7 separate regions of the Homo sapiens genome follow, and all the other regions are linked to region 6. A link is a loop called in an ENCODE intact Hi-C map of the cell type or tissue named here. Cell type or tissue: dorsolateral prefrontal cortex. All regions are shown on one strand. Region 1 has its middle 110 kb from the start of E2F8. Region 2 overlaps ZDHHC13 (zDHHC palmitoyltransferase 13). Region 3 has its middle 11 kb from the start of MRGPRX2. Region 4 has its middle 85 kb from the start of E2F8. Region 5 overlaps CSRP3-AS1 (CSRP3 and E2F8 antisense RNA 1). Region 6 has its middle 22 kb from the start of MIR4486. Region 7 has its middle 32 kb from the start of NAV2-AS5.

Evidence for each region. Hi-C counts contacts between places; a loop is a spot of excess contacts. Peaks named below come from ENCODE experiments on the same cell type or tissue, not always from the same donor. Only the 100,000 strongest peaks of a DNase experiment are listed, where the experiment ranks them.
Region 1: it touches region 6 in a loop (8-fold over the local background); 5 of 110 quality-filtered maps call a loop at or near these places.
Region 2: a loop joins it to region 6, with 2.8 times the contacts of the local background. A loop is called at or near these places in 29 of 110 quality-filtered maps.
Region 3: it touches region 6 in a loop (13-fold over the local background); 94 of 110 quality-filtered maps call a loop at or near these places.
Region 4: it touches region 6 in a loop (5-fold over the local background); 88 of 110 quality-filtered maps call a loop at or near these places.
Region 5: a loop joins it to region 6, with 7 times the contacts of the local background. A loop is called at or near these places in 92 of 110 quality-filtered maps.
Region 7: a loop joins it to region 6, with 4 times the contacts of the local background. A loop is called at or near these places in 4 of 110 quality-filtered maps.

What each region holds. Positions count from the first base shown.
Region 1 is chr11:19,344,216-19,348,215 of GRCh38, forward strand. It overlaps a transcript of NAV2 not described here. Among named protein-coding and RNA genes, the nearest start is that of E2F8, 110 kb to the left of the region's middle. RefSeq lists an enhancer at 1,078-1,157 and a silencer at 2,168-2,237. In dorsolateral prefrontal cortex, a CTCF peak has its summit at 2,286; DNase peaks (open chromatin) are centred at 966, 1,556 and 2,266; H3K4me3 peaks cover 2,491 bases; H3K27ac peaks cover 901 bases.
Region 2 is chr11:19,159,046-19,163,045 of GRCh38, forward strand. All of the region lies in intron 10 of ZDHHC13 (zDHHC palmitoyltransferase 13), which reads left to right. Among named protein-coding and RNA genes, the nearest start is that of CSRP3-AS1, 36 kb to the right of the region's middle. In dorsolateral prefrontal cortex, a CTCF peak has its summit at 1,999; no DNase peak of the experiment used is centred here.
Region 3 is chr11:19,069,347-19,073,346 of GRCh38, forward strand. No RefSeq gene overlaps it. Among named protein-coding and RNA genes, the nearest start is that of MRGPRX2, 11 kb to the left of the region's middle. In dorsolateral prefrontal cortex, CTCF peaks have their summits at 2,008 (motif pointing right) and 2,238; a DNase peak (open chromatin) is centred at 2,055.
Region 4 is chr11:19,324,324-19,328,323 of GRCh38, forward strand. No RefSeq gene overlaps it. Among named protein-coding and RNA genes, the nearest start is that of E2F8, 85 kb to the left of the region's middle. RefSeq lists an enhancer at 2,709-2,858. In dorsolateral prefrontal cortex, a CTCF peak has its summit at 2,324; no DNase peak of the experiment used is centred here.
Region 5 is chr11:19,309,166-19,313,165 of GRCh38, forward strand. CSRP3-AS1 (CSRP3 and E2F8 antisense RNA 1) reads left to right here. Exons shown (of 6, transcript NR_183675.1): 6 at 1,467-4,000. Among named protein-coding and RNA genes, the nearest start is that of E2F8, 70 kb to the left of the region's middle. In dorsolateral prefrontal cortex, CTCF peaks have their summits at 2,366 (motif pointing right) and 2,571; a DNase peak (open chromatin) is centred at 2,366.
Region 6 is chr11:19,551,809-19,555,808 of GRCh38, forward strand. It overlaps a transcript of NAV2 not described here. Among named protein-coding and RNA genes, the nearest start is that of MIR4486, 22 kb to the right of the region's middle. RefSeq lists an enhancer at 1,962-2,011. In dorsolateral prefrontal cortex, CTCF peaks have their summits at 2,123 (motif pointing left) and 2,328; DNase peaks (open chromatin) are centred at 468 and 2,093; H3K4me3 peaks cover 346 bases; H3K27ac peaks cover 1,568 bases.
Region 7 is chr11:19,473,409-19,477,408 of GRCh38, forward strand. It overlaps a transcript of NAV2 not described here. Among named protein-coding and RNA genes, the nearest start is that of NAV2-AS5, 32 kb to the right of the region's middle. In dorsolateral prefrontal cortex, no CTCF peak of the experiment used is centred here; DNase peaks (open chromatin) are centred at 1,633 and 2,232; H3K4me3 peaks cover 1,243 bases; H3K27ac peaks cover 2,797 bases.

The DNA of each region.
Region 1 (4,000 bases), 210 kb before region 6:
TCTCTCCTGCCAAGACCAATAGGACTTCTTGCTTTCTCACCTTGGGCACCCTGTGTGGTGGGGCAAGTTTTGATTGGATGATAGGATCGGAGGCGGAGTGGAAAGAGAGAAATGTCCACGGTAGTGCCTCTCCAGACATGCCTGGCCTCCCCTTTTACTCTTTGGACCTGACCTTAACTTAGGAGAGGAGAGAACATTTTTTCAGAAGTTCAAGTCTTATTTGCAGTACTGGGTTCCTGATATCCTCTCATGTGGGCACTTACGTACTAGGCCACTCCATGAAAGAGAGATAAGGGACATGGGGAGCACAAGCCTCCCAGATTCCAAAATGGCCCTGGGTAAGCTAAGAAGAATGAATAACTGTCCGGAGATGGGTAACCTTGGGGATAGGATGTGTTGCCCTCTAGGTTACAGAAGGTCTGGCTGTTAGTTGGCCCAGGGATCCTTGTTCTGCGTGTCCAAGAATCACAAACGGGTCTTGACATGGAGGCAGATTTCAGTTCAGTGTTGGAAAGAGCTTGCTGTCAACCAGAGCTCTACAATCAGGAAGGCAATAAGCACCGTCTTGGGAGCTTCAGAGAGCTCCATCCAGAGAGGTGTTTGGACACAGGCTGGACAGCTCCCTGATGGGATCCTGTCCAGGGGATTCCTGGATTTAGTGAGAGGTTGAACCAGGTGCCCGGAGGCATCTTCTGACTCAGGTTGTCCAACGATGCAGGTCTTCCTTAAAGTGTCAGGTGCGTCTGTCCCACAGAAGAAGGGCGTTAGCAGGCATGATTGGCATGTCTCTGCCTGGCAGGTCTGCCATTGAATAGCAGCAGCTCCGGAGAGACCCTCTCTCTTTCTCTGGTCCCCTAGCCTGGGAAAGGGCTCGGGACCCTGGAAGGGGACCGGGGTGGCGAGGCCGCCGATTGGCAGCGAGGCGCCATGTGAACTGCACTGGTTGGCTGGCGGGAGGGAGGAGGAGGCGGTTTCCCGGGTAACGGGAGGGCAAGGAGCGGCTGCAGCGGCAGCGGCCGCGGCTGAGAAGCGCGGGCCGGAGTGCAGTGCGAGACCGGCTGGAGGAGGCGGCTCCGCGAAGCCGGTGTGGGCGCAGGTAGGAACCCCCTATGCTGCCTCCCCCAGGTCGGGTCTGGCTGGACTGCCCGGCGGCGGGACCGGCCTGGGAAAGTTTGCGGTGCAACTGGGTGGGCAAGGAGGAGAGGACTTGGGGATGCTCTGTGCTGAGCTCCGGGGTCCAGAGCAGGGTGGGGACTGCCGTTGGGGAGAGGGCCGGCCCCTCATTGAGAGGCTCGGGGGCCACACCTCTGCTGCGGGACTCTGACCGAGGGCCAGGGCCTCTCAAGCCACCCGGCCGCAGCATAGATACCGGGCGAGCGGACGCATAGCCACCCGTGCGCGATGACGGCCGGCGGGCCCTTGTTCACAGATGCGCTGGGAAACTCTTCCCCAGCAGATGCGGGGCTGGGCGCCCGGCGCAGTGCTCCGAGGCTGCTCTGCGAGCTCGGGGGCGCACTTTCCCGGCCTCCAGCGACACTGCGCACGCCCCTATCCGGAGTGGGTGTGTGTCCCTCTGGGCGTACGTGCCTGAGGCTGTGCCACCTCCTGTGCTTGTTCTTGTGTTTCTGACTGTCTTGTTTGCGTGTCTCTGTGGGTTCCCCTCTGCGTGATTGTGTCTCTGGGTGTATCCCCGCGTCTGGGTCCCTCTGTGTTTGCTGTTGGCATGGGTGTCTGTGAACGCCCTCTCCAGGTTCTTGTGTCTGAATACCGCTATTTGTGGATCCTTCTGTAGGCGTCTCTGTGTTTTCGGTCTGTGTGTCCTCCTCTCTGTGTGCTAGTCTTTAGGTGTATCTATGAGCGCGTGTGTTTTCTGTCTGCGCCTCTGTTTTCTAGCTACGTCTGTCTCCGAATGTAGGTCCAGTACCTGTCTGCGCGGGTCCCTCTGTGGAGGCGTGCTTCCTCGTCTGTGATCTGAGCTTCTGTGATCTGTGTATATGGATGTGCGTCTGTAAGTCTGTATGTGTGTCTGTCTGCATGTCTGCGAGTATCTGCTGTGCTTGTGTCGGTCTGTGCCTCTTTGCTGTGCCTGTCTGTCCATACGTGTGTATGTGTTGGTGGGGGTGGTGTAGGTGGATCGGATCCGAGCCAAGCCGGGGGCAACTAGGCCAGGCCTGCGGTTCCCCTGGCTCTCGCTCTCCCACGCTCCGGTTAGCTGCGGGCGGCGGGCTAGGGCGCGGGCGGGGAGGGGGCGCCCGAGCACTGGGAGCCGCGGTGCCTCCCGGGTGTGCGCTCCGCTGAGCCGGCTCCTTTCTTGCCTGCAAAGGGACTCAGGCGGCGGCGGTGGCAGCCCGCGTCGCCCAGCTGGGGCCCTAGTGACTTATTTTTGTGTGTGATCCTTTCTTTTCTTCAGGGAAGAGGCGGGAGCACGCTCCGCTCGCTCGCAGTGCACAGATAAAGGCGCCAGGGTTGGCGGCTGGGTCTGCCCTCCCTCCCCTGTGGCTTAGCAGAAGTGGCCGGCTCACGGGCTCCCTTTGGAAGCAAAAAAGCCCCTAGATTAGAAACTCAGCCCAGAAACCACCATGCCTCCTTGGTTCTCTTTCATACCTCTTATGTAACTTATTTATTGATTGATTAATGAAAAGCTAGATTTCCAAGAAGCTCTTCTGTTTCCCCTATTGACACCAAGGGCTAATTAAAAATGCGATTTTGGTGATAAGTGTTAATTAGACCATTGGAAAGACCCTTCTTTTAGATGCACCCTTCTTTTAGAAGCTTAACTCCAGGTATAAGATGAAACAGGTCAGGCCCCCAACCCTCCAACCTTTAATCCAGATTTAAAAAACAGTTTCCCCAGTCCCGGCAGCCACTGGAGAGAGGGACAGGAGTGAGGAAAAGGCCAAAGGGGCATTGCCTGATTTTGCAAACTTTGGGAAAATCTAAGGATATTTTGCCAAAGCTGGGCTCACAATTCCAACACCCACAGCAGAAGGAGTAAGTTATACCTAAGAAGGCCTGGCCTGTGACTTGTCTGGCACCTGGAATCCTAAATTGGCATTTAACAGGGAATGAAGTTTTACTGCAGGAAGGGACTTCAGCGGGTCCCTCTGAAGGATGCCTCTACCTCTAAGACTAGGAAGCTTTTTCCTGTACCATCTATGTACTGGGCTATATCTCCAAACCTGTCTTTAACCTCCGTCCCACCCAACCTCCCACCCCCGGGGTGGTTGCCCAGAGGAAGAAGGATTTGGGCAGATGTGGAATGGGAGTTTGAAGCCTTTTGGAGGCTGTTTGTACCAGGCAGGAAAAAGTCTTGGCAGTGTGTTCAGAAGATCTTCAGTAAGAGTGGGCTTGTCTTATGAACTTTGAGGAGAAGCCAGGGCTTGCCCTCAATGCTCCCCACTCATCTTATGGTGCAGTTTGGCCAGGCCTTCTTGTTTTTCTCCTTTCCCTTGCAGCCGCTCAGTTCTGACTTATGACACAGAGAGGAGAAGCTGCTGATCCATTGCTGCATTTAGGGATCAATCCAGCACGCATGTTCATTTCTCAACAATTCAGTTAAATGTTCCCTGAGTCCTTTCTTTCAGTTCATTTTCATTCAAGTGTATTTAAACATCCTGAGATTTCTCTGGCAGTAGGAAACCAGAGCTTTTACATCAGGGCATACTCTCTTGAAGTCCCCTCTGCCCAGTCAGGAAATAGACTGGATGTGGCAGCTAGCTAGCTGACAACAGCATCCTTGCTTCTCCTCTTTCTCCTGTGACTCTCTCCCCTCTGGCTCCAGCACAAGGACAGCAACAGCCCCAGAACTGGTGGAGACTGACTCCTAGAAAAAAACAAAAGGCTCACAGGAGGTGTTGAACATCCTCCCACTTCCTGCTGGTTGGGAGGTATTTCTGTGGCGAGAGCGTCTGTCCCCATGTGCACTTGGGGCGTGTGCGCCGGCTGGTGTGATGGGATGTGACAGGGTCTCACCCGGGAGGGAGCTCCAGCACAGGGGCCT
Region 2 (4,000 bases), 390 kb before region 6:
CTTTAAGCATCAATTTTGATGTGTATCTCATTTTGCCTTTAAAAGAGTAATGTTATTGTTAGGAATTTAGGTATTGGAAAAGGCCCAGGGAATGCAACTTATATTTGCATTCATTTAATGGTTCTGGATGAAGACGTTTAATGTTGAAAATCTACTTGATTCTAAAAGTAGTCTCAGAGTACATTATGGAAACAGTAAGTATCTAGTATTTATTACTCATAGGAGGGGAACAGTAGAATGTATTATTGTTTTACTTGTACCATAATTTGTTGGATTGTCTTGAGATTCCTTCAAGGTCAGATGGTTCTCATAATTTGGTCAGCAGTTACAGTTAATTAATACATTTTCTGAGTACTAAGACGGACTGCATGAAAGGGATATTGGGGAAAATATGGCTTCCTCAGTAACGGTAAGTGTTAGTGATATTATCTAAGGCAATGATTCTCAATCCACGGTGAAAATAAATTTACTTTGCCACTCAACATATATGTAAAACAAAGACTGTACTCCTAATATATGCTTTACTCTATGGTGTTATTTCATCCCATTTCCTTTTTAAAAAATTTTAATCATGGCCCATTTAATTCTTTCATGACTCACTAATGAATAGCAGCCTGAGATTAAAACAAAAACAAACAAACAAAAAAACTCATCCAAGGAATAGGTTTATTACTTAAGGATCAGGGCCCAGGACCAAGTCCAGCTTAGGGGTGTGTTGTTCTCTTAGTGTTGGCCAAGTCCTGTCACCTAGAAATGGGGAGAGGGGTTACTTGGGCTCTAACCATTTGTGACTTCAGGTAGGTGGAAGGCATTTTCAATCTTCCCACCTCTTGCCAGACTCCCTTCTCCCCTTCCAAGGACCCTGGGAAGCCCTGATGGCCTTGCTTTGCTTATGGAGTAGGAGAAGAAGGAATGTTGTAGATAGAAATATACCTTTCAGTGTGTTCATTTAAACTTCCACATTACTTCTCTTTCTGGTAATAGCATTTCCGAAAAGAAAGAACAGAATGTTTATGGGAGACATGCATAAACTGAATTCAAGAATATTTTTTCCATAGGAATAAATGTGAAATGAGATGGCCATAGGAGTTCTCAAAGTACATATGTCCACATCCATTATAGCATGTTTTTCCTTTATGCTCCTTTTTATTTCTGAGCATTATCTCTAATTTAATTTTTCAGATTTCTTTAAATGAATGGCACAGCATACATTGGGGCCATTTGGCTTTTTTCAAAAGATTTTATTATCTCTTCTTTGTCTCATAATTACTGATTTGGTGGCAGTTTTTTAAGCACTAGCCTTATTACCACCACTTAATGAAGGCTTGGATGATATTATTATTATGATAGAAAAATACATGATTTTATAAGTAGTCATGAGTGCATCAAATAACAGCACAGGATACAACAAAATCACTTGCAGAAGACCTAACGCTCATAAATTCTAGGGTAATTGACATGACACTGAGGAAGGAAAGTTAGCTGATATTTTTGTTTACCAATCCATATGGCAGTGGAATAAAACAGTTTTAAAAATGTGTTTTTTGATAAATTTTTAAAATTTGAGAAACATGTCAGATTTTGCACAAATATTGAATTATTTCAAATTTGTAGAATCAAAGTCATAAATGGTTACAACCCAAGTAACCCCTCTCCCCATTTCTAGGTGACAGGACTCGGCCAACACTAAGAGAATAACACACCCCTAAGCTGGACTTGGTCCTGGGCCCTGATCCTTAAGTAATAAACCTATTTCTTGGATGAGTTTTTTTTGTTTGTTTTTGTTTTAATCTCAGACTGCTATTCGTTAGTGGGTCGTGGAAGAATTAAATGGGCCGTGATTAAAATTAACAAAAGAGAACTGATTTCCATAGCTAGACAGAATCTTAAGATGTTGGAATCAACAAGATGGATGATTTTATTTGCTTGTACAACCTAAAGCCCTTTGTTCTAGGCAACCATATGAACCTGCTACTTGTGAGGGCATATAAGTCAGTAGGTGGCATACTTCACCATCAGAATAATGTTCTTCAAACTAAATTTTAAATCTTGGAACTGCCTTGTGGATGAACTGAGATGCCGCCCTGGGTTTTAGGCTAGCTTTGTCTCAGGCTGCCGTCTGGATTGAATAAGGGCATCTGCTTCCGCAGATACTGGCCTATTAGGGGAAGACATTCTGGGGCACTATGGAAGAAGACAAAACGATTTTGAGTTTTAGCTCTTTTCAGACTAGTTATGCACCATTGGGGCAAGGTACATAATTTCACCAAGCCTTAGTTTTTCTGTAAATTGGAGATAACAGAAACAAGCTCATGGTGTGGCTGCAAGGATTACTATAAAGTGCTCACCACAGTCCCCATGGCAAAATTGGCATTCTATAAATATACCTAATATTTTATTATTAATTATTCTTATGAATAAAATTGATGTGGAAGGCTGCATGTTTAAACTAATTTCAAGGGCAATTCTAGGTTGGCTTCTCAGATGATCAGTTTCTTTTGGTACCTTTTATAAGTTCAGCAAGTAATGTCTGGCTTGTGCGAGGGGGGATTGAATACAATAAAATGGAACCTTATTGATGAGTTTGAAGGTAAAATTCAAACTCAGGAGAGAAATGGTGAATCACTGAATATTACATTTGTGATATTGGCTGTAACTAACTGAGTTAAGTTTAAGAGGGATAAATACATGTAAAGTCCCATACTGAGTTTCAGAAAATCAGTTATACAAGTGCATGTTATGGTGAGCTATGACATAGCTTCTGGTCAAGTGCAAAGGAACGAGGCGCTGTGACTAAATGCTCAGTGTGGCTAGTGATGCAGCTGTCAAGAAAGCAAGTATATTCTCACATAGTATTACAAGGATTTGAGTGTCCAAGCAAAAGACAACAGCAGCTTCTCTGTCCTCTACACTGGTGTTTGCTCTGTTTTGAATTATATCCTTTTAAAAGAGAGAATGACAAATGGGAGCATGAACAGAGGAACATGACCAGGAAAATGTTATATAAGGACAGTGTTGCTGTTTATCTTGGAGGTATGATCACTGTCTTCCAATTTCAAGTGTTTGGAAGTCTATCATTTGGAAGCCAATGCACTATGTAGAATGGGCACTCAGTAAAAATGTATTGAACCAATGAGGGGATAAGCTTATGTAGGTTAGATCTAAAAGACAGCTACTGTGCAGATCTAAAGGATCTAATGAATGAAAATCAGTTGGTTGAAGTTATAGAAAGGCAAATTTTAGCTCCATATTGAGAGACTTAACTGCAAAAGTGTTACCAGCTTACTGGGAAGGCTGTGTGTCTATAAACTATAGTCCACATCTGAGTGCCTTAGATAAAGCATTCTTAAATTCAGGGAAGGGAGAGTATGATTCTCTCCAGGGAATCAGAAAAGATTGCAAGGAAGGAGGGAAAATATAAGTTAGGTTTTAATCGCAGTTAAGACTTGGATACCCTAAAAGTGTGGTTTTAGAAGAAAATGAGAGGAAGTAGGGGACATTTTAGGTCAGTGAACCACACAGGCAAGAGCACCAAAGCAAGGAGTGTCTTCAGCTTCTATGTGAGGTGATAGGGTGTAATTCACTTTACTTGGAGAGTGGTGATCCAATGATTCCCCTGCCATTTGTTTTGTAAGTTAATCAAAATAGGAGCCGAAAATTCAGTCAGCTCAGCGTGCAGGATCATTGCATTATGAAACTGAACGTATTTTTGAGAACTGAACGTATATATTTTGAGTCGTGTGTCGATCAGGATTTCATAAAGAAATTATGATGTGATTCTTTCACAAAGGATCTTGCCCTATGTACCTTTAATAGTGTCTTTCTGCAAACATGTATCTAATATATAGGGAAATACTTTTATTTGGAATCTCTGAATCAAGAGGGTTGTTTCTTTGAATGATTTTGTTAAAATGATCAAAGAATATTTTTCTAGATGCTCACAGGAGAGCCACAATTACACCATTAGAGATAAATTTATTTGGTCTTGAGTGTCACTTTT
Region 3 (4,000 bases), 480 kb before region 6:
CTGCATGTGGATATCCAGTGTTTCCAGCGCCACACTATGAATATTTGTTCACTTAATGGTGTCCCATAAGTCTTATAGGCTTTCTTCACTATTTTTCATTCTTTTTTTTTTCTCAGACTGGATAATTTCAAATGATCTGTCTTTGAATTTAGAGTTCTTTCTTCTGCTTGATCAAGTCTATTGTTGAATCTCTCTATTGTATTATTTATTTTATTCATTGAATTCTTCAGCTTCAGGGTTTGTTTATTTTTTTAAAAAATCCACCTTCTGTTAAATTTCTCATTCATATCATGAATTGTTTTCCTGATTTTGTTAAATTGTCTATCTGTATTTTTTGTATCTCATTGAGTTTCCTTAAAATCATTATTTTGAACTCCTTTTCCAGAAATTTTTAAATTTCATTTTTAGCAGAGTCTGTTACTAGAGGGTTATTGTATTCCTTTAGTGGTGTCGTATTTCCTTGCTTGTTTATGTTTCTTCTGTCTCTGCATGATGTTTCTTGTATCTGTGCATCTGATGGAACATTTACCTCTTCCAAACTTTCTAGAATCATCTTTGCAGAGAAAGACTTTCACCTGCAGTTTGGTCTTGGTGTGCTGGTTGGTGAGGACAACTCTGTTTTTGGGTAAGTTGAGTGATATAATCTCTATGCAGCTTCCTCATTTGTTGGCTCACTGAATAACTGTGGGTGCCTCAATGACTTAGGTTGTAGAAGTTTGTGGCGGTGGCAGTAGTGGTGGAGGTTGTTAAAGTCTTCATGAGCGAGGGCTTTTGGGGTCCTCTTATTCTTATTTCCCCCACAGTGTGGAGACTTAGCTGAGAAAATCCTTCTCGGTATCAGGTCGGACATGGCCTACATGCAGCTGCAGTGGTACTAGGTTCCAGGTGAAGGTGCTTAGAGCATTTGTGGGGTTGGGGTCCTAGGCTCAGTGTATCACAAACCTATTGTGGCACCTGGATCTTGTGGTGCAGGTTTGCTCTCTGTGTTTATTGGATGTAGGTTGTCCAGAGAGCCGTGATCTGGGACTCTGAGGCACCTTTAGCAGTTTGGGCTCAGGGGCTGGGTTGTAGCTGCAATTCTACTTCTAGGGGCCAGGGCAAAGAACTGGTCTGACTCAGGAGAAGAAGGAGTGCTCTGGAGGTTTGGGCCTGGGGAGCAGAATATGGCTGCAATTCAGGACCCTGAGCCAATAGGGCTTGGTGGCAACTCAGGTGTCAGGGATGAGGAACCATGTGGTGACTCTAGACCTTGGAGATGGTGGGGTATATTTTAGACTCTGTGAGGCCAGGTACAATGGCAGCGAGGACCCTAAAATGTCAGAGCACAACTGTTGTCTTGGCCCTGGGGGGCAAGGAGCAGCACAGCAAAGACTCCACTTCCTGAGGAGTGAAGTCTGACACTTAACTTTTTGCAATACTCATTGTGTGAACTTTAAGAAGCTCCTTAACTTTCCTGGATCTCTATTCCTCATTCCTAAAATAGGACTAATCCTGTAGTTCTCCAAGGGTGTTTTGAGAGTCATTTGGTTAACTTTTGCATGCTTCATAAATGACGGTATTGGTTAGTCCTGAGTCTTCTGCATAATAACTGTTTGATATTGAATAAGCTATTTTCTCTCTCAGAGCCCCAATTTTGAAATCTGTTAAATACATATAAGATATGCCTCATAGAAGTATCAAATTAAATTGTAAATTAAGCAATATAAAGCAACTGGTACAATGCCTAGCTGATAGATGCTTGATAAATAGTACCCCTGTTATTCTAATTCAAATTTCACTGCCAAGTTTTGAGTTAAATTTAGAGTTTCAACTTCATCAAAATTTTACTGTTATATACTTTAATGAGGAATTTTTTAAGGGATTCTGAAGCAGGGAGCACAAAGAGCAAGCTCTTAACATTTTGGCTTCCGGTTGCCGAAATATTTAATACCACATCAGATTGTGAAGGGATAGAAAAGAAATGTAATGTTACCACATTACGTCACTAGGTGGTAGTCAAGGATCATTGCTTTGTTAGTATGCGGTAACCCTTGACTGGCCAGCAGGGGGCCCATGTCAATGACATTGCTGGAAAAAGTTTGGGATCTCAAGCCGATGTGTGTTTGTGCGTGGTGTGTGTGCCTGCGCGCAAGAGGGAATAGGGAGGGAGGGTGAGGACAGAGGGAGGGAACAGGAAGATGAATCCAAGTGAGACGAATGCCCTGTGAAGTTTGGGAACCGGTCTCTACTCACTGTCTACTTACCCACGCCAATTTTCTTTTCTTTTCCTTTCTATTTTTTTTTTTTTTTTTTTTTTTGACAAAGTTTCCCCCTGCACCCAGGCTGAAGTGGAGTGGCAGGATCATAGCTCGCATCTCCAAACTCCCGGGCTCAAGCCGTCCTCCCACCCCAGCCTCCCGAGTAGCCAAGATTATCCATCCCAATTTAAAGTAGAGCAATGAAGGGGACCCATGTAATTTTTGCAACCTGAGCATTCATGGATGGCAGCATGTACAGCAGCTCCTGCGAGTGTCTATTAATCAACCACTGAAATGCTGGTCTCAAATCCCGATCTACTAAGTCTGTGAATCCAGGTTAGGACTACTAATTTAATCTTACTGTCATGTTGCTTAACCTTACTAGTCAGTCCTTGGCTTCCCCATCAGTAAGATGGCTGTTGTGAGGTATTCAAGGTGCACATGTGAGTGCTTAGCACATGCTTAAAGCCGTGTGACATCAGAATGTGCCCTCTGTCATCGTCAGGACCATCTTTATTATTTCACCGACTTTCCCAGTCTTCCACAGGGTTTCTGAAGCTTGCTCCTAAAATCCCAATCCCCAAGGCCAGCTGAAACTGCTCAGCACGTGTCTGCCACGTTAGGCTTTGGGGCAGGGCAATAGCCTGAGGACAGCAGATGGAAGCACTGGGCAAAGACACGGTGCCTGCACCTGCTGCTATGCGATGGAGGGAGGTACGCCCCAGGTTCCCTTCTGTTCCTGCTCCTCTGTTAGAGCGGATACCTCATGTGAACATGGGCTGGAGACTCGATAGCCCTATAGAGATGGAAAGGGTTATTACTTCTGGTATAATTCTGTCATTTGTTGGGAAACAAAAGAGTAAGTCTTACTGCCCATTACGTCTCAGTAACAACAACTGATCTCCATGTCTTTCTGACTTTCAGGGAGCCCCAGTGACCTTCACGTCACCCTCTTCTCCCCAGGTTCCTTCAGGCCTGGCTGCCATCTGGCAAGTCCTGCCTGTCTGGTTTTCCCAGGCTTCCCTCTGCCAGTGTTTGGCCAGGGCGGGCCAGGGAGAGGCTGTAGGGACCAGCTGCCAGGGGTGGGCAGGGTGTGTCTGACCCCACGGTGGAGGGTTGGGCAGCCAGGGAGGAGGGCATAGTGTGGAGGTCTGCGTCAGTGAAGACTTGGGTGCAGTGAAGGCCTATAGCTCAGGAGGCTGAGGGCGACTCCCTGAAGGTTGGGCTGGTCCCAGGCTTTGCTTGTTGGATGGAGGAGACCTGTGGGGCCTCTGTGTCAAACCAGCTCCTGTGTCCAGCCCAAATTTAGAAAATCAGTGTGGGGGAGCCAAGCTTACCCCAATCCACAGATAACTGCACAGTTTGGAGTTATGCTTTGAGAGAGTGAAGGGAAGGACTTGTCGGGGCAGGATGTGTTCCAGAATATAAGGATCCGAACAGTGTGAGCCGTTTCTCACATCCCTCTCAAGTGCTAACCTACTCAGCCTCCAAGCCCATGCTCCGCAGGCCTCTGTGCTCTGCACTCCTCTCTCCTCTTTGCCTTCTGTAGTCCCCTTTACCTGTTAGGCCCCAGAAGGCTCCCGTTTTGGGGTATAACCCAGGTCCTAGGGCACTCCCCTCATCTGAACTCTGTAGCTGCTGCACCTGTCTCCTCTGCTCCTCTAGGCTGAAAGCTCCCTGAGAGCAGGGCCTATGTTATTCATTCATGGATTCACTCATCCATTTCTTCAATGAATATTGATTGTGCACTCCTTGCTACTTGA
Region 4 (4,000 bases), 230 kb before region 6:
CAGAGCAATCAGGCAAGAGAAAGAAATAAAGGGCATCCAAATAGGAAGAGAGGAAGTCAAAGTATCCCTGTTTGCAAATGACATGGCTCTATAAATAGAAAACCCCATACTTTCAGCCCAAAAGCTCCTTAAGCTGATAACTTCAGTGACATCTCCAGAATACAAAATAAATGTACAAAAATCAGTAGCATTCCTATACACCAACAGCTATCAAGCCGATAGCCAAATCAGGAACAAAATCTCATTCACAATTGCCACAAAAGAATAAAATACCTGGGAATACAGCTAACCAAGGAGGCGAAAGATCTCTTCCATAACTACAAAACACTGCTAAAAGAAGTCAGAGATGTCAAACAAATGGATAAACATTGCAATGCTCATGGATACGAAGAACCAATATTGTTAAAATGGCCAGACTGCCGAAAGCAACTTACAAATTCAATACTAATCCTGTAAAACTATCAATGACATTCTTCACAGAACTAGAAAAAACTCTTTTAAACTTCATATGGAACCAAAAAAGAGCCCCAATAACCAAGGCAATCCTAAGCAAAAAGAACAAAGCTAGAGACAACATATTACCTGACTTCAAATTATACTGCAGGGCTACAGTAACCAAAACAGCATGGTACTGGTACAAAAACAGACACACAGACAATTGGAAGAGAATAGGGAGCCCAGAAATAAGGCTGCCCACACTCAACCATTTATCTTTGACAAAGATGACAAAAACAAGTAATGGAGAAAGGACTCCTTATTCAATAAATGGTTCTGAGATAACTGACTAGCCATGTGCAGGAGATTGAATCTGGACCATTTTCTTACACCATATGCAAAATTCAAATTAAGATGGATTAAAGACTTAAATGTAAAACCCAAAACTACAAGAACCCTGGAAGACAACCTAGGCAATACCATTCTGGACATGAGAACAGGCAAAGGTTTCATGACAGATGCCAGAAGCAAATGCAACAAAGCAGAAATTGACAAATGGGATCTAATTAAACTAAAGAGTTTCTGCACAGCAAAAGAAACTAACAACAGAGTAAACAGACAACCTACAGAATAGGAGAAAATATTTTCAAACTATGCATCTGGTTTAATATCCAGCATCTATAAGGAACTTAAACAAATCTATAAGAAATAAAAAACAAATAAACCTGTTAAAAAGTGAGCAAAAGGCATGAACAGACACCTTTCAAAAGAAGACATACATGCGGCCAACAAGCATATGAAAAAAAGCTCAGCACCACTGATCATTAAAGAAATGCAAATCAAAACCACAATGAGATACCATCTCACGCCAGTCAGAATGGCTATTATACGATAGTCAAAAAATAACAGGTGCTGGGGAGGTTGTGGAGGAAAAGGAACATTTATACACTGTGGGTGCAAGTGTAAATTAGTTCAACAATTGTGGAAAACAGAATGGCAATTCCTCAAAGACCTAAAAACAGAACACCATTAAGCCTATCAATCCTATTACTGGGAATATAAATAATTCTATCATAAAGACACATGCACGCGTCGCAGCACTATTCACAATAGCAAAGACATGGAATCAACTTAAATGCCCATCAGTGGTAGACTGGATAAAGAAAATGTGCTACATATATACCATGGAATACTATACAGCCATAAAAATGAATGAGAACATGTCCTTTGCAGGTACATGGATGGAGCTGGAGGCCATTTTCCTTAGCAAACTAATGCAAAAACCGAAAACCAAATACCACATGTTCTCACTTATAAGTGGGAGCTAAATAATGAGAACACATGGACACATAGAGGGGAACAACAGACACTGAGGCCTACCTGAGGGTGGAGGGTGGAAGGAAGGACAGGATCAAGAAAAATAACTAATGGATATCAGGCTTAATACCTGGGTGATGAAATAATCTGTATAGCAGAACCCCATGACACAAGTTTACCTACATAACAAACCTGCACATGTACCCCCGAACTTAAAATAAAAAGAAAAAAGAAAAAAACAAGAAGCAATGAAGACAGCTTTTGAAAATGCTTTCTGGAAGGCATTTTTGAACAAATTTGTGCTAGTTCTCCACCTCCTCTTCAGGCTGAGCTTTGCTGACTGAAGTCATTTGACAAGATTTCAGCAGAGTGGAGTGTGTAAATGTTATGCAGAATGAATTACAGGTCTGGAGACATTCATTTCATTACCCTAGATTCTATTAGCAAAGTTCACTTTATGGAACAGTCCAAAATGATTTATCTAATGCCTGCTTCTTCAGGAATGTTTCAAATCCTGAGCTATAAGTGGTTGTTGAAATTATTAAGAGATGTCCATTTTAGCCACTAGGAGGTATAGTTGTGATTTTGGAATGTGCCTTCAATTTCTTTTTAAAATGCAAACCAGACCATCCAATAGAACACCTAACACAGTACCCAGCCCACAGCCCAGGCTCAGTGCTGATGAAGGAATGCAAATGTCAGTTGTCAGAGAGTCCTCTCTCCCCAGGCCTGCTTTGGATATGCTCCAGGAGAATGGGGCTGTGTCCCCGATACCTACAACAGCTCTTGGCACATGGTAGGCACACAATCAATATCTCTGAATGACTGAGTGGATGAATGATGAGATTTTCCTGCACTTCAGCCACATTTTCACACACAGTGGAGCCATCCATCCATGTGGAACCCTTGGTTTGCCAACACTGCTTTGGAAAAGTGGGCCAAGGATAAGGACTGTTGTCATGGCAGTCTGACACCGCCCATACCTTCAGCCTCTATCCACATCCTCTTCCACCCTCAACCCAGTGCTGTGGCCACTGGCAACTTCCCCCAGGCCTCCTTCTCAAGGCTTTTACAAGTGCTATTCCTCTTTGGGGAGAGGCCTCATCTGTACCCACCCTTGCCTTGACTCACTGATTGGCAAGTTAACTCTTGCTTATCCTTCAGGTTCCAGCTCAGATGTGGCCTCTTCCAGGGTATTTCTCTGACTGCACCCTCTCCCCTCACTGACTACATAAGGTTTCCCTGTCATGTGCTCTTATGTACTGTTTTTCAAAGTGATTATCAATGTTTATAATTTTGTTGTGTAATTATTTTAAGGCAGCATTGTGTAGTGATTAAGAGCAGGAACAAATGCCTGCAGGGTTGAAACTTCAGCTCTGTCATGTGCAAACTGCGTGAACTTGGGCAAGGTATTTCACCTTTCTTTATTCACTTCCTCATTGGTAGACAGGAGACGACACCACTACTCACTTTTAGGGTTACTTGTGACAATTAAATAAGCTAATAAATGTAAATGCCACTTTGAGTTGGCCTTTTTTATTTGACGAGTATGTGTCTCCTGTGCTAGCCCCATGAGGATAGAGTGGGCATTTTACTTGTCATTGTATTCTCATATTTAGTGGTGTCTGGTCTCTGGTAGGCACTCAATAAATTTTTGTGAAATAAATGAAGGAAAAATCACAAACTTTTTTTCAACAAGCCAGGTACAAGACAAGAGGAGGAAGCCTGCTGCAAAGGATGCAAAAGGCCCATGCCTCCAACCTCAGTCTGGCTGTCATTGCTAACGTCACTAAGCCATGGTTGCCAGGCAATTGCTGGGGGAAAAAAGCACTTTCAAAGCCAACTAAGCACCTACTGTGTGACACTGTGTGACAAACTCTCAACAGCATCCAGTCCTGGCCCTGTAGGTCCTCCCGGAATAAAAATTTTCTCAAACCTATATATGTGGCTCTAATGAGATGTGTTAAAATAGAGCAGTGCTTTTCAACTTTTGTATGAAAGCTGCAGGATTTGTTAAAACATAGACTGCTGGCCCCACCCTCAGTAATTCTAATATTGAAGTAACTCTGGGTTGGGATTCAAGAATTTGCATTTCTGACAAGTTCTACTTGCAGCAAATCCTGTTGGTCCAGAGACTACATTTTGAGAACCACTGAAATAGGGGCATGTTCTTGACATGAATGGGGAAGCAGTGTGATTAAATTTGACTCTAGGAGAGTGGTCATAGAGGTGGTGACATTTGAACTGG
Region 5 (4,000 bases), 240 kb before region 6:
GTGTGCTGTTCCTAAAGCCCTGGCTGTAACTTCTCCTTGTTTCTCCTATCCAGGAAGGCACATCAGAATGCCTGTGATAAATATTAAGTATTTCATGTTTGTATATAGAGCCATTTTTACATTTGCCCCTTTATTAGTAGTAGCAAATAATAATATGAACTGACACATTTGTAATGTTTTAGACACTTAACATGTGTTAACTTGTTTAATCCTCATAGCAGCCCTGTGAGCTAAGTACTATTATTATACTCATTTTACAGATGAGGAGACTGAGTTATGGAGAACTTATCTAATTATGTAATTAGCCTAAGCTAACACTGCAAGTTAGCAATAAGTAGAAGTCTCCCAGGGCCCTCCCATGCCCTCACAAAGCACGAAAAGCAATAGAATGTGGTCTTGTGGATTAGGAAACGGAGACTCAGCAGGCCATGGGTCAAGGTGACTAGAGCAGCCCTTCGTGTGAACTAATGCCTGGAGACCAGACAGTCCAGGACAGCTCTGTGAATGACAAGGGGACAGGTGATGATCAAGAACAGATTCCCCCTCCCTCCTCCATGCCTTGGCAACCTCAAACAGAATAAAACAAAATGACCACCACAAGAGAGGAGAGATAGTGAAACACCGGACTGAATAATATCGTATTAAATTGTCTGAGATTAGATTTCTCCCTGCTGTTATACAAAAATACAGGTTACATTTCTTGCAACCATTTCTACTTAACTTTCCTTTCTCTGCTGGGTTCTGGGAGGGAAACTTCAGTCAGACTTGTCACATGCCCAGGCTTTACCCAGGAAGTGAGCCTCAGTCTCATCTGCTCTCAAATGCCTAACTTATCCTGCCCCGGGGCCTGGCTGGACCAGGGGTTGGGGGAGTGAACAGTGTGCAGGCCTCCTCCTCAGGGGCCTCCCTGCATTGGAGATCATTGATTTGCTTGTTCCTCCTCCTCTCGCAACAGCACCTGCAGTTCTTATTTCGTGGGGAGTGGTAAGGAGTGGTTCAGACTGGTCACGGTTTCTTCCAGGTCTGTTGTTTACAGCATCAACTTCATCCCCAGGCTGCTTGCAGGACTCAGGCAACTGAAGCTCAAAAGCCCAGGTCTTGTAGCTCAAGAGTCTGGAAAGGTTTGCAACCTTAAATTCCAAGGGTTTGGCTGTACAGCTCTCCTCTGTTCTGCTGTAATCACCCAATCAGGAGGCAACAGGTGCTTCATGGTCCAGTTTAGCAGCTTTAAGAGATACTGGAGGAAAATACATCACTTAATATCATCCAAGTACGCACCTATTTGCCATTCCTAGGTGACTCAGCCTGGGCAATATTCCCGCCTACCAGCAATCTTTTCAGCTCCCTCAGTAAAATACCAACACACCCTGTGGCTCAGTGATGCATTGAAGTCCCAATTTAGTGATACCTTATTTACAGATTTTCTAAATAAAATTGCTAATACAGTCAACCCTTCATATTCACAGGTTCTGCACCCTCGGATTCAACCAACCAAGGATTGAAACTATTTGAAGGAAAAGAACAATAATAATACAAATAAAAGCCAATAACAATATAACAACTATTTATGTAGCATTTACATTGTATTAGATATTATAAATAATCTAGAGATGATTTAACGCACATGAGAGCATATGCATAGGTTATATGCAAATAGTATGTCATTTTATATAAGGGAGTTGAGCATCCACAGATTTGGGTTTCTGCAGGGAGCCCTGGAATCCTGTGGATACCGAGGGACGATTGTACATTTTGAGAACCGAAGCCCGGTGCTACCCTGTTGCAGCGATGAAGTATCCAGGTCACCTGGAGAAAGCTGACATAAGAGCAGGCACACAGCAGGAAGCTTTGATCCTCATCTTCTCTCTGGCTGCAGCCCTCAGCTCTTGTGCACCAACTCTGACCAATGACTAGGACTGGCTGCTCGGAGTACAGCTGTATTGAGAAAGATTCTGAGGCTGGGTCTGCATTCAGCAGGAAAAAAAATGAAGTAATTGTTTGGTAATGCCTGACATAGGCCTAAGAATGGGGGAAACGGTAACCCTCCTGCCAGGTTTTGTAGAATTTTCTCTAATTCATTTTCTTTAGAGATACGGTAAGGACCCGCCCCCACCCAAATGGGTAAAAGGCAAAGCCTGGTTTCCATTTTTTTGTAAAGCCTCAGATCACAGGGGCACCTGAGCCATTAGTGTCCCAATGGCAGGGCAAGGCAGGCATGTCTATAAATCTCCAGTTTTTTGTTTGCTTATTTTCTTCTTTAAACTGCTTACAATTTCTCCTCTTTCATCCTCATTTCCACAGGAGGTGTAACACTATGGACGAGTGGGCAACTGGCTCTTCAGGCTTGGAACCAAGAGGGGGCAGCAGAGAGCAGAGAAGAATTGGTTGGCTTGGGCTGACCCAGACCTAGGAAAACTTCCAATCTTCTTCTTCTTCCCTCAAAACCGAATCCTTGTGGACTCACTCTTGAGACTATTGTCCACACAAGTGGTGTGGTCCAAGGCCACAGCAAGAAAGGTCTGAGGGAGTTCTTTGGGGTTCAGGTGGAGAAAAGCCTGTGCTGGATGCCAGGCTGCTCTGAGAACAGGAAGGAAGATAATAATGTTAACAGCAACAGTTACAATTACCCAGCCCCTGTAGGGTGCCAGGCCCTCTGCCAAGGTGCTTTCTTTTCATTCTCTCAAAGACTACTTGAGGTGGGGAAACCCCCAGTTTACAGATGAGAAAACAGGGTCCCAGAGTGGTTAAATACCTTGCCCATGATCACGTGACTAAGGGAGGGCCAAGCCACATTTTAGACTCTTGCCTGTCCTGCCCTCTGTGTTATGGTGCCCTTCCAGGAAGGAGGCAGAAAGGTGCACCTGGAGTTAGAATATCCTTGGGGAGTGTCCCGGACCCAAGGGAAGGCAAACGGTCCTTCTGGTACAGACTGCTGTCTCCTGATGGCCACGGGTCTCCTGACAGATTTAGCCAATTCACTGGCTCACAGGTCCATGCACCATCCTCAGCAGAGCCGGGGTAAGGTAGCTGGGCTCGAACAGCCCCAGAAAAAGGCAAAAAGAAAGATAACAGAAACTTGTATGGAACTTTCAAGTACTCACTGTGGAAGTCATTGATTTATCTGCCTACTGTGAGAGTTATGTCACGTTGGAAGGTCACATTAGAACGCCCCTCACCTCCTGCAGCCTCAGCTCCACCCTGGGCTCAGAGATCAATCCTTGCCTTATTTAGGGAAGCACATCCAAGCATATTTGAAACTTTTGGGATGGGCTTGGGGATACTGGCACCAGGGACATCTTGCTGTCAGTACTGTCCTGATTCTGAGAACTCCACTAACGCCACATTCCTCAATCCAAGCCTGGATCTGGGACTCAGGCTGCTGCCTCACTAAATGCCTTATCTTTTGGGTCACTGCAGACCAGGGCCCTGCCTTCTTTAGCCAATGTCTGTTTCCCTCATCTGGCAGTAGGACATCAGTCTACCAAAAGAGTCACATGTTCATATCCCAGCTTAGGTCCAAGTTGTGAACCAACTTCATTTCTTAATGTAATCACTTTTTTGGTATTGCTTTTTTTCTCTAAAAAGTATGTATATTTTCTGATCCTACATGTAATATTTTCTGGGCCAGTTGCAGTGGCACACACCTGAGCTACTCAAGGAAGCTGAGGCGGGAGGATCCCTTGAGCCCAGGAGTTTGAGGTTACAGTGAACTATGATTGCGTCACTGTACTCCAGCCTAGACAGCTAGCAAGACCCCATCTCTTAAAAAAAATTGTTAGAAAATACTTTAAAGCATCAAGGAGAAAAAAATTTCTCCTATCTTTCTGGATACATTTTTCTCAACTGCGCTTATTACTATCTAACACCGTCCTTTACTTAGGTTTTCATTGTTTGTCTCCTTCTCTAGAATGGGAGCTTGACAACATGAGGGATTTCATGTTTTGTTCACTGCAAGTTCCTTAATTCCCAGAACAATACCTGGCACATTTACAGAATGAAT
Region 6 (4,000 bases):
TCCTGGATGGGATTTATTTGCCTTCCTTTTCCTAGCCTTTCTTTCCTCTTTACTCTGCTCCTTCCCCTCCTTCTCCTCTCCTCTCCTCTTCTCTCTCTCTCTCTCTCTCTCTCTTTCTCCACATCTCCTCTCCTTTCAAGAGGACATTAGCTCCCTGACTGCAACCCTGGGGTCTTGGGGCTTCTGAGGCCTGCAGGCTCCCTTCCCTTTGTCTGAGGAGGACGGGGGAGGCAGTGAATTATTGATGAGGCCTGTGCTCTATGGATGCCCAGGGCTGAGACTGGGGTGGCCTGGGCCCCTGGAGAAGGCAGCAAGACTGGTCAGTTTGGGAGACAGGACAGAGCCTCTTGGGGTGTAGGTGGCAGGGAGGGGCGGGGGAAAGGGCTCATTGCCTTTTGGCTTTCATTTGCCTCTTTGCGGTGCCTGGGGCTGGGAAGAGCAAGAGCTGGAGTCACTGGGAATCCGTGGACAGATGGAGACACCAGAGGGGAGGCGTGTGAGGCGTCTGCAGGGAATTCACAGTTTACAGTCATTGAGTGTTCAGCCTCCCCACTCTGCCTCTCTACACTTCTCTGAATCAATTCCCAGAAACCCAGGGGTTGTTCCATCGGGGCTCAGGGGCATGGAGCCCAGGGCCTGTCCTGCTGGGCCCTGTGGCCACGGGCACAGGAGCCACCCTCTCCCCTCCTCCTCACTTTTCTCCCATCCCACCCAGACCGAGCAGAAGCTCCCCAGCCTGAATCCCATTTGGGTCAAAGAACACAAGAAAAACTCCATTTGTCACAAGGCCATGGAACAACATTAAGCGGAACCACTCTGTGACATGAAGGACGGTAGGACCATAAATTATTCAGCCTCACAGACATTATAGGCATTTTGGAGAGAAAGTGAAAAAAAGATTATTTCAGCGCTGTAGTGTAAAAGAGCTGAACAGCATTCATTGGCCAGCGTGCTGTGAGGATTTTCTGCCTTAAAGTAGCTCTCTCCGAGGGGCTGTTTCCTGGGCAGCAGTTCCACCCACCAAGGAATTTGCTTACTTCTTTAGCGTTAACATTGCATTGTGAGAGAGTGTGTGTGAGTGTGTGTGGGGGGGAAGGGGGGGAGCTGGATGGGAGTGCTGAGACCATCCTTCTCAAGGCAGGGAAAGGAACGCGTAAGCTGAAATTCTTTTTCTTGTCCTCTGCAATTGCGGAGTGAAAAGGAAGGCAGGTTTTGCAGCCTTGCCTCCAGTCTCAGCATGGCTGTGTAACATGCTCTCCATGGATACATTTGTGCAGGAAAATGTCCCTTGGTGAGGAGAGGCATTCCTGTTCCCTTGCAAGAGCCGGGCTCAGAAGGACTCTTGGGAGGGCAGCATTCTTTCAATGCATAGCCCCATCTCCAGCCCAGATGGACCTTCAAGCCAGAACCTTTGTCTAGAAAGCCCCAAAATTCCTGGAAATCTAGAGACAGAGATACAGGAGGTCAACAGCCCCACCCCTAATCTTGGGCTTCTCACTTGTTAATTTCATCGTCTTGAGCAGGGCTCTCTGAAGTCAGGGGAAATGTGCGGATTCTGTTCCTGGGGTTCTTCCCAGCTCATTTTGGAAGGAGTAAGAGAGATATGGGGGCCTACCCCTGCTTTAGTTCATCCTCCCTCTTGGGGATACCCACCCAGGCCTCAGAGCCTTCATCTGAGCACCAATATACAGTAATGCAGACCACACACACACACCTCTCTCCCCTCCCCATCACCCCAGGATGAGCCAGGGAAGGCACTGACCAGCTGATTTTCAATGCCTAGGAAATGGGAGCTTGGGCTGCGGGTGGCCTCAGGCTGGTTTGCATCTTCACCTCTGGGAAGGATTGTTTGTAACAAACTGATGTATTTAACAGAAGAGCACATGCAAATATGCCTTGGCATTGCCGAGATTGAATCCAGCCTTTGCTGCTGCAGAGCAGGTCTGGCCATTCCCTTTCTGGGGAGACACACCACAGCTGCCAGGGCTCCAGGGACCCAGACTGAGGAGAGGTACAGAGGCAGCACCAGCCTCTCTGTGCCAGCCGGGTAGTCATCAGATGGTGGAGGCCCAGAATGGGTGGCAAACCCCTCGTGGGCTTTTAGCAGAATTGTGCTGCCCTCTGCTGGCGAGTTTGGGTGGACTCAAAGGGCTTCACGCCCAGTAGAAAAAGAGGCTGCTTTCTGTTCCCCTAGCAATCAGAGAAGGGGACAGAGCATTTCATACTGAAAAGTTGTGGGAGCTCTCTCTCCTTTTTTGTTTTTGAAATTCTGCGCTCTAAGCCAGGAGGCAACACAAAATAAAGGTGGCCAGAGGGAACTAATGCTGGGTTAGAGTCTTCTAAGGGCCTGAAATCGTGCTATGACATCTACGTGCAGGCATTTACTTTATTCAGAAAGCAACTCTGATAATTAGAATTTAGAATTTTAATTTGAGAAATGAGGAGAGTGTGGCTCAGAGAGGTAAATCAACTGTGCTAAGGCCACACAGCTAGCCAATAGCAGAGCCAGGATTGAGTTTGGGCTGTCTGATGCCAATGCCCACACTAGGCCAACCTTACAGTTTGTGATTTGTCTCTGGATGTTAGAGAGCAGGAAGTGTCTAACCCTCTGGGGGAGACACCAGGCTCCATTGCCCAGCTCCTCCCCACTCATGGGGTAGGCTTTTGTTAGAAAATGCGTTGCCCTGAACCCAAAGCTAGTAGAGGCGCCTCAAGGAATGGAAACACTGCTGGTCTGGCTTTGTGTTCTAGCTCTGCTGTTTGTGGGCTTTGTGACTTTCAGGCCACTTGTCCTCCAGGGTTCTGTTTCTCGTCTATAAAATGAGGGAGTAGGTAAGGATGAATTAGATGGTTGTTTATGGTGGTGGTGTTTTTGCCAGCAAGGACATTTCTTAAAAATGGTTTTCTATCCACTTTGGGAGGCCGAGGCGGGCAGATCACCTGAGGTCGGGAGTTCGAGACCAGCCTGACCAACATGGAGAAACCCCGTCTCTACTAAAAATACAAAATTAGCCAGGCGTGGTGGCTACTCGGGAGGCTGAGGCAGGAGAATCACTTGAACCCGGGAGGAGGAGGTTGCAGTGAGCTGAGATCGCGTCATTGCACTTCAGCCTGGGCAACAAGAGCGAAACTCCGAAAAAAAAAATTAAAGATAAATAAATTTTTTAAAAATGGGGTTTCTATCTCATACATACCATGTTTTGCAAAAAAAAAAAAAAAATCTTATCTACCCATGTATGTATGTTGTAATAATTTATTCCTTTTCAGTTTTGAGTAAACAAGATATGTGACTATCTTAGATTGGGTTCCCCGATAAACAGATTCTGAGACAGGGATCAATGTACAGGAAATTGGGGCATGTCCTGGTAATGCCATCAATGAGGTGGGGAAGCAGAAGCTGGCAGAGGGAGAGGTGGAACCATGAAACATGCACGACAAAGGCCTCAGCTGGTCCCCAGGTAGGTCTGGGGCTGGGAAGAGCTGCAGAGTGATCCCCACTGGGGAAAGCAGGCCAGGTCTGTGCACTCCCACATGAATCAGGCAAGGTCTATCACCTTGGGCAAGGCAGCTCTTTCATCCAGTGCAATTCCTGGGGACGAACTAGCCATAAACCAACAGCAGCCAACACTCCCAGACCTGGGGGGGGCTCTGGGCAGCTCACCACAGCATCCACTCCAATCACTGTGTACTCATAAGAAACAACAAGCAGCAGTGAACTCCAACCCGTATGAGTTTTACATGGGGAGGCCTTATTGAAGGTCAATGTTCAAGTTTTATTAGCTGTTTTGGAAGTAAACATTGCTCACATTTTTGCCTTCCCAGATTTTTGCCTTCCCAGGTACTAAAGGTTCGGGGACTCTAGGTTGAAAATGTGACTCCTTCTTTCTAGCATTCTCTGAGGGTGTGGGGTTTGTATGTCCTGAAGACCCCAAGAAGATGCCACCACCAAGGAACAATAGTGAATTTCTCAGCAATAGTGAATTCCTCTGCTCCCATGGTG
Region 7 (4,000 bases), 78 kb before region 6:
TCCAATGACCTCATAATTCGTAAGTCAGCATATACTTTCAGGTTTTCTTTTCCAGAGAAACTCCAAGTAAAATTGGTTTAAATGACACTGAAGTTCACTTTCCTTTCCTGCAAAAGCGAAATGATTTGGGATCACACCCCTTCCCTTTAAGGTACAACCTGGAAGTTTTTCACCTTTCTGCCCATGTTCTGTCAATCAGAACCCAGTGTCATGCATATAGCTGTGAGGGAGGCTTGGAAATGGAGTTGCTCTTCTGGCTGTCACACTGGAAGTGGGTGCATGGGATGCTGTGGTGCCTCACCCAGGTCCCCTCTTAAGGACTGATAGGCCTATCCCCCAGCTGCTGAGAGCACTGATGACTGATAGTACATAACTCTGTCCCTTTCTGATTATTCCTCAGAGCCACAAAGAATTGTCTCACCCAAGATTATACTTGCCCGAAGTTTCAAGCTTCCCGGAGGAGACCATTTTTGCCAAGAATTGCCTTATGCTGACATAAAAGGTTATGACCTCCTTGGCTGAATTTGAGACAACTCTGAAGGGTCGTTCTAGCTCCAGGGGTCCTCATCAGGTCCGCTGGGGCCTGCAGGCCCACTATTCCTTCTTTTTAGTCCTGGACATTTCCTTACACATAGCCCTCTCTAGAGCACTGTCCCATAAACTGGTCTTCATTGCTCTGTGCCAGAAATAATTTCAGGGAACCCAAACTAAGAAATTGGGGTTCTAGCCTATGGAAGAAGTAGAAGGGTATGAGAACCAGCAGTCCTTTTTGCCTGCAGCCATCCCACTTCTCATGTCAGCTCTGAAGAAATACTTGTAAATGTGTCCAAAGAAGCAATGCAAGGCCAGCCCAGTGGCATCGTTTGTGAGAGTGAAAACAATGAGACGCTAAATGAACCATAGTGAGGCTGTATTTTGGGGCATGTTAGAAAGACTGAGAAAGTTCTTGATCTGCTGCATTCTGTATTCTCCAAATGTTGACTGTAATAAGGAAAGTGTGAAAGATGTGTACACTATGATACAATTTTATTAGAAAGCATCAAACAATACACGTATGTGTAGCCATAGAAAATGTATGGTTTATAAACAGGAAACAAAAGAAGGCTACTGTGGGCGCTGATGCTAGCAGCTGCCTTTGGAGAGGACAGGAGAGCATGTGAGGCTTTTAAGTGTAGCAATGGAGTGAAGGAGTGGATGAGGGTGATCTATAGAGCTGCAAGCCTTATCTGTAATGCTGTATAAAAACAATATATTCATGGATTATTTGCACAGTTAAAAAATCTATATTAAAAAAGAAAAATAGAAATCCATTATTGCTCACAGGACTAAAAATCAAAGTCATCTCCAGAGAACCGATGAAAAAAGCCAGCTTTGCTGTCCAAAGAGAATCCTTTATTTTTATTTCCAGGAGGTCTTGAGACCTCAGGCAAATCACTCTGCCTCTCTACACCTCAGTTTCCCCATCTGTGAAGTGGCAGTCACAAGCCCCGTCTCATCTGCTGCAAGGCTGAGACGCGGTAAGCTTTACAAAGCTGCCAGCCTGGTGCCCAGTACTCCATTAGTGGTGGTGGGTGGTGGGGAATGAGTTGGTCAAATGAACAACTGTCTCATTCAGGATGCCCAGCCAGCTGCTTAGACAACTTTCCACTGGGCCTTGGGTCAGCAGCCACAGAGAAGGGGAGGTCTCTCCACTCCCTGGTCACAGCCTGCATCTGGGGAAAGCCGGAAGGCTAAGGACAGATGATTCCGGACCATTCCAGGTGTTCTGGGATTGAGTCTCTCTTTCTGATATATGAGCAACGGCGTGTGTAGCTGCTGGGCATGTTTTGTGTTACGTCAAAGGATTTGGGTGGTTTTTCTGTCCTCTTGTTTCTCAGAATGAAGAGGACAAAGCCTTTCTTTTCAGTGAAGCCCAGCAGACCAGAAAGGCTTTGAAATCATGAAATGCAAATACTGCTGCCTTTGAGCCACATGGAAGGCGGAGCTGCTGAATTAAATTAACATGGCCCATAAATAGAGAGTTTAAAAAAATGGGAGGCCAAGTGTTCAGAGGCTTTTGTCCAGGGGAGAAATAATCACAGGACAATGGTCTATTTTGTTTGGATTACAGGCTGGTATCACATTAGCTCAAACCTGGCAATATTTATGTTGAACACTGCTGTTTGTGGAGCCGCTGCTGTCCCAATTTATCTCTCTGGGGAATCCCTGGAGGCAAAGCAAACTAGGAAGGGAATCTCCACCTCCTGCTGACCTGCCTGGTTCTGCCTACCACTGCCAGAGAGTGCCTAGTGCTTGGCCATCCATGGAGAGGAAAATGTCCCACAGAGAAAATGAGGACGTGCAGATAAAAGTCAGCCTGAAAAAAATAGTTGTTCAGGAGATGTGCCATAAAAATCGGTCTGTCCTGCCTTTCTTGAGAAATCAGAAGAACCAACAACTTTTGTCGTGCATGTTCATATGGTAAGAGCCACGAAGTGGCTGCCCCTTGGCTCCAGGCATTCCTGTTAGCCTCAGTCTTCACCATGACCTTTCTGCCTGAAGTCGAGTGTCAGTTGCCCTTAAGAGCATGCCATTCTTTTTTTTTGAGACAGAGTCTTACTCTACTCACTAGGCTGGAGTGCAGCGGCGGGATCTTGGCTCACTGTAACCTCCGCCTCCTGGGTTCAAGCAGTTCTCCTGCCTCAGCCTCCCGAGTAGCTGGGACTACAGGCACGCGCCACCATGTCCAGCTAATTTTTGTATTTTTAGTAGAGACGGGGTTTCACCATGTTGGCCAGGATGGTCTCGATCTCTTGACCTTGTGATCCACCTGCCTCGGCCTCCCAAAGTGCTGGGATTACAGGCGTGAGCCACTGCACCCGGCCCATTCTTACACTATTGTTTCTCTTACAGTCAAAAATAGTTCTCTAAACCCCCAACATTATTAAGATGTAAGATAATGCAAGCTAGACCATCAAGAGACTTTTTTTTTTCCCCTATAGCCAGCCTGCCTTACTCCTATGGGTATTTGTATTGCCAACCACTGGGCTACTGCTAGAACCTCTAGGCCTGGATCCTGATTTCAGTTTTTTACCAACTGATCTGATCCTAAGCAGCCATTCCTGCACTCTCTTCCACTTTGATGCCACTACCCTCACATGTAAAAAAAGGTGGGGGGCAGTTTTTCCCCCTGAACTATGTTCTGAGTAACATTAGCTCTGTGGAACATGATAGGATCCATGATCCAATACACCGGGAAGCACATGTTAGACAGAACAAGTCAATCGCTGTGTGCAGGACTTTCCAAGCTGATGTGCATCTGTTTCCCAAATGAATTTACTAGGAAAGCCTATTTCATGGAGCCTCTTGGGACACTAGTGTTCTCTTGCTTAGACTTGGGGAATCAAAAGGTGATGTCCAAATTCCTGCCAGCATGAAAGCTCAGTGCCCAGGATGGTCCTCCCGGTACTTAGCCCTGGGTCAGGGCATCTTGCCCTGGACCAGCAGCCCCAGTTTCTACCACCTTCCTATGTGGTTTCCTTCTCCCACCCTCCACTCTCCCTCTCCTCTTCATGGCCCCCTCAGGTGTCAGGTGGGAGGCTTAAAGGAGAGGGGTTATCACAGCCCCACCCTCCATCATATTGCATTCCCAAGGGGTCCTTTGCCCCCACACCTGGTCACAAGGAGATAAATATGGCCAGTCTTGGGTCAAGCGAAATGATTTTTTTGGATAAGACTATCCAAACCCTTCCCAAGGTAAAGTCAGGTTCTCAGGCAGCTCTCTAGCAAAGCTGACAGATAAGCATTGATGAGGGTATTGCTAAGAAAAAAATGCAAACCCTATAAAACCTGTCATATTTATGGGCCTTTTATGTCCAACTCTGCTGTTCTCTGTTTTCTGCAATTTTTGCCACTTACATTACACCAAAACCTCCTAGAAGGCAGGGAGCTGCACTGATTTTGTTTGCATTATTTATTATATTTTGTGCATTGAAACAGTTTATCAGCAAGGATTTATTGA